Regions from separate parts of the Homo sapiens genome. Here region 1 is linked to region 2. A link is an interaction called in ENCODE POLR2A ChIA-PET data of the cell type or tissue named here. Cell type or tissue: PC-3. All regions are shown on one strand.

Evidence for each region. Peaks named below come from ENCODE experiments on the same cell type or tissue, not always from the same donor. Only the 100,000 strongest peaks of a DNase experiment are listed, where the experiment ranks them.
Region 1: POLR2A ChIA-PET joins it to region 2 with 6 read pairs; 1 of 35 experiments calls an interaction of 5 or more read pairs at or near these places.

The regions. Positions count from the first base shown.
Region 1 is chr10:37,860,015-37,862,514 of GRCh38, reverse strand. ZNF248-AS1 (ZNF248 antisense RNA 1) reads right to left here. Exons shown (of 2, transcript NR_186559.1): 2 at 1,849-2,500. Among named protein-coding and RNA genes, the nearest start is that of ZNF248-AS1, 3.5 kb to the right of the region's middle. In PC-3, no CTCF peak of the experiment used is centred here; a DNase peak (open chromatin) is centred at 1,504; H3K4me3 peaks cover 1,218 bases; H3K27ac peaks cover 1,905 bases.
Region 2 is chr10:36,533,260-36,535,759 of GRCh38, reverse strand. No RefSeq gene overlaps it. Among named protein-coding and RNA genes, the nearest start is that of ANKRD30A, 590 kb to the left of the region's middle. In PC-3, no CTCF peak of the experiment used is centred here; a DNase peak (open chromatin) is centred at 939; H3K27ac peaks cover 2,500 bases.

The sequences.
Region 1 (2,500 bases), 1.3 Mb before region 2:
CAAACAAGAATATTGACATATTTCAATGTCGTAAAAAATTATCTCAAAATGGATTATAGGCTTAAATACACTTAAAATTCTACAACTTATAGATAAATATGTAGGAGAAAGTCTTTGTGGCCTTGATTAGGCAAAGAGTTTTTAAATTGTATACAAACATCACAATTTATAAAAAAAATTACTAAATTGGACTTTATTAAAATTGAAACTTCTTGCTCTGTGAGGAGATACTGTGTAGAGAAAAAAAGGGAATGAAGGTTGGGTGCAGTGGCTCACACCTGTAATCCCAGTACTTTGGGAGGCTGAGGCGGGTGGATCACCTGAGGTCAGGAGTTTGAGACCAGCCTGGCCAATATGGTGAAATTCCGTCCCTACTAAAAGTACAAAAATTAGCCAGGCATGGTCGCAGGTGCCTGTAATCCCAGCTACTCACGAGGCTGAGGCAGGAGAACAGCTTGAACCCGGGAGGCGGAGGTTTGCAGTAGGACGAGGTTGCGCCACTGCACTCTAGCCTGGGTGATGACAGTGAGATTCTGTCTCAACAACAACAACAATAACAACAACGACAACAAAATGCAACCATTTGTCTTTTACCTACCTTTGACGTGGAAGCACCCTCCCTGCTTTCAGTTGTCCCGCTTTTGCCGCCTTTTTGGACAGAACCAATGTTCATTTTACATATGTTAATTGATGTCTCATGTTTCCTTGAAATGTATAAAACCAAGCTGTGCTCCGACCATCTTGGGCACATGTCAGGACCTTCTGAGGCTGTGTCACAGGCCTGCATCCTCAACCTTGGCAAAACAAACTTTCTTTTTTTTTTTTAAGACAGAGTGTCAGGCTGGTCTTGAACTCCTGACCTCATGATCCACCCGCCTTGGCTTCCCAAAGTGCTGGGATTACAGGCGTGAGCCATAGCGCCCGGCCGCAAACAAACTTTCTAATAACTGAGACCTGTCTCAAGTTTTCAGAGTTCACACAACAAATCACCATTTGGAACACCACAGTAGTAATGGTTGCAGCCAAGATCCACCAATGATAACTAAAATCAGTAGAAAAGTAGAAATAGGGTATTTGCATAGTCTCAAAGAATCTCTCCCTGAATTTACTAATCAGTGTGGTAATTTAAAAATATAACCACAAATTTAAAATGGAGCTTATTTCCTTTCCCCTTGAGTGTGGGCTGGACATGTAGACCCACTTCTGTATATAGACTGGAAAGGGAAAAATAGGGAGAAACCTATCAGACACCACCTTAACCAAGTGTTAAAAGACAAATTTTAGAAAATTAAGTTTAGCCGAGTTCATTTCAGCAAAGAAAGATTCTTGAATCAGACAATACTCAGAACTAGAAGAGGTTCAGAGAATTCTATAAAGTGGGCAGGGAGTATTTACAGACAGAAAACAGAAGTGCTCTACAGAAACAGCTTGACTGGTTACAGCTCAACTTTGGCCTTATTTGGAAATGGTCTGATTAGTTGGCAGCCTGTAACTGGCTTTAGCTCAGCTTCTGTAACTGGCTGACTCAGCCAGCTATAAAAGTTTAACAAGCTATGCTTTGTTTGTTTACATACCAAGGTAGGTTGCAGTCCTTACATCGGCCCTAAAGGTAGGGAGGCAGCCTCAGGACAAATTTCAGTTAATTTAATACATGTAATCATGGTCAATTAACCAGTAAAAAGTCATGTTGATATCATGCCATCTGATATCACACTATGAGAAAGCCACAACCTGTTTGTGGGGTGCTTCCTAAAAACTCACAACCTCAGTCTAATCAGGAGAATGTTACCATGTGGGTTCTTCTTGGCTGCTGCCTAGAAAAAAGCCAATAAACTGAGAACGACAGGATTGCAGCAGAAAAAGAGTTTAATAATTGCAGGGTGGCCAAGCAAGTATAAGAGATAATTCTCAAATCTGCCTTCCTGAGAATTTGGAGGCTACAGTCTTTCAAGGATGAAAAACTTTGAACCTCTCTAGCCTCCTGCCCATCAGGAGGCTAGAGAATGGGGAATGGTGATTGGCTGGGTCAGGGATGAAATCATAGGGCTGTTGAAACTGTCTTCTTGTGTTGAATCGGTTCTTGAAGGGGGTCACAGGATCAACTGAGTCCATTTTTTGCTATGGGTTACTGGTCCCAGTGGCACCAGTTGGTCCATCAGAATGTAAAGTCTGAAAAATAACTCAAACACTAGTTTTAGGTTTTACAATAGTGACATTATCTATAGTGACAATTGGAGATGTTATAAATCTTGTGACCACTGGCTATGTGACTCTGGAGTAGTAAGCAGTTACAAAAAGGCAGATTATAAAAGCAAAAACTGGTTAGAGTTTATGCCTGCATCTTACAGAATTCAGGTTCCTACCAAAATTCTAAACTTGTGGACTTCCACTAGTTTTACAAAAACGGTTTTTGTCCCCAAACAAGGAGGGGGTTAGTTTCAGGAAGGGATCATTATCGTTCTTGTTTTAAAGTTAAACTATAGGCTGGGTGTGGTTGCTC
Region 2 (2,500 bases):
GGCAGGAACCATAATTAAAGCAGTGTTCTGCAGTCAATATTTCAGCTGCTTCTCAATTCATGGGAAAAACTTTAATTAGTTTAGTACCTGGTGAGTTTCTACTCACTATTATTCACATAAAGTAAGATATATTACAGTTGGATAAAAGATTAATGGGTAAATGATTTGCAAGTATATAACCCAAAATTTCCAAATCAGGATTAACCAGAAGGAAGGAAAGGAAGGAAAAGAAAGTGGAGAAGGAAAATGAGAAGAAAGAGGAGGAGAGGATGCTGGAAAGAAAGAGGAGGAGGAGAGCAGACAGAAGAGAAATATTATGATATCTCGGGAGCTGCTCATTATACTTCTAGCCCCTGGCTATACAACTCCTGTGATGGGAAAAAGCTGCAAAGGAGAATCCTGGGAGGTACAAGAAAGCTACAAGAACCTGCGAAAACTCCTGTAGTAAGCTTTGCATGATAAAAGGAAATATCCACATTTTTACTTTATGATTTATTCATTTTGACATCTTAACCTAAAAAAGTGTAATTGTTACATCATTTGAGATTATTGAATTCTTTTATAGAACACAGAGATACAAATTAAGGGCATAAAGCTGACTACAGAATAGTCAGTAGCTTGTGAGAATCATTAGACTCAGAAAAGTAAGTTCAGCCTAAGTGTGTTGAACATGGATAGGAAGGGAGAAAAGGCCTAAGGAAGCATTAAGTAGTTATGGGGCACTAGATCTTCCTCAATTTTTGGTTACCTCCATTCTGGCCCCATATGTCTCCTACCTAGGATATGCAGACAAATCCCAGAGCATCTCAGCAGTTTCCAGTGAGCCCCAGCTGCTGGCCAGGAGTCCCTGAACATGTGCCTCTCTGTGGGAGGAAGTGAGTGCTAGCTTCAGGGCACTTACTAAGCCCCTTGCTCACCCTGCGCTCTGGACCTTGAAACCACACCACCGCAGGGCAGGGTTATGTGTCAGAGAAACAGGATATGTGAAGGTTGTGTAACACCGGATTCAGGTGTCATGGTCTTCTCATTTTGCTAGCTCCCTTTCCTAAGTTTGTGAACCTACTTCCTCTCTTTCTCCTTGCATCTTGCTGTATGATTTAGCAAGCCATGTGACTTGAGCATCTTACTTGGGTCTGGGCACCATTCTGTCCCATGACCTCAGAGATAATCGGCTTAGAGCAAGCACACTTGGAGGCCACTGGGACTTTGAGAACCTATCCCGTCACAACAGATATAATTGAGTCCACATGGTGATGTTTCTGGATCAAGGAAAACATACTAAGTTGTCTTTCATACTCACATTAGATTTTTTAGCAACAAGAAGTTCAATCACACCCCAGCGAGCAGTTGCTGGTCAATGATACAAGTTGTTTCTATTTTCTTTGTGCCAGCTATCACCAAAACATCTGAATTATATTCTTAGCTCTGTGAATGTTAAAATTTTTACCCTCTTCAGACATTTGCCTCAGCAAATGTCTCATTAAAATTTCATAACTTTAAAGCAGTTTCTCTTGCTTTTAGCATTTAATGCTTTCTCAGACACTCTACTGTTTCGAAGAGGACAATAGTCTCACATGCAGCGTAATAACTTATGAGGCTCCCAGTGCTGTAGGCTAAATGCTTGCATCCCCAGAGAGAAAAATGGAAATTAACATTTTCCTCCATACCTCTCCATCTGCACGCCTCCCGCCTCAGTATATGGGCTCACAGATGTACGTGAAATTTTTTCCATTGCATGTAAAGTTTGCCCAGTAGTTTTAACATGTTATAAACGAGAATTGCTGGAACACTAAGTCGCATATGAATAGAGAAAAGCCAAGTTTCCAGCTAAATCAGACAATTCCATTACTAAGTCATTCGCAGGGAGTAAAATGTGTGTTTAGAAGGCTAAAGTAATGGAGGTCTGTTGCTCTAGACTACTGAAAATTACAGACACACACACACACACACACACACACACACACAAATATTTTAGATCCTCAGTTGGTGTGTTTGAATAGGTGATTAGGCAGAAATAAATTCAACCATCAAGTAGACAGATTTTATTTTTGACTATAGTCTTCATGAGGAAACTGGTGCTTGGAATAGAAAAATCAAGATTCAGTCTTGGACCCTTGACATTCTCTGGTTTCTCATAAATAAACCTTGAGAATTTGATTAATGATGTTAAGCAGGGACTTAAGACATAAATGTCCTTGACCACAAAACAGTTCTTCTCTGCCTATTGAAGGTTATTATTTTTCCTTAAGTGCTTGTTAAGAAAGAAGGACCTAAAAATGTGAAGAATGAAGGGGATCCCCACCACGGCCAAGCAGAACAGTGAAATCTGCATCTGACCCCATTGAGGGAGCAGTTACGGCTATGTTTCCCTTAGGTTCAAAATATACAGTAAATTAATGTATTGGGTGTACATGTTACTAAATGTTTCTGGGTATAGCAAACCTCTCATAGATCTTAACATGAGATGACAACGTTGTCACCATTTATATGGTTCCCCATG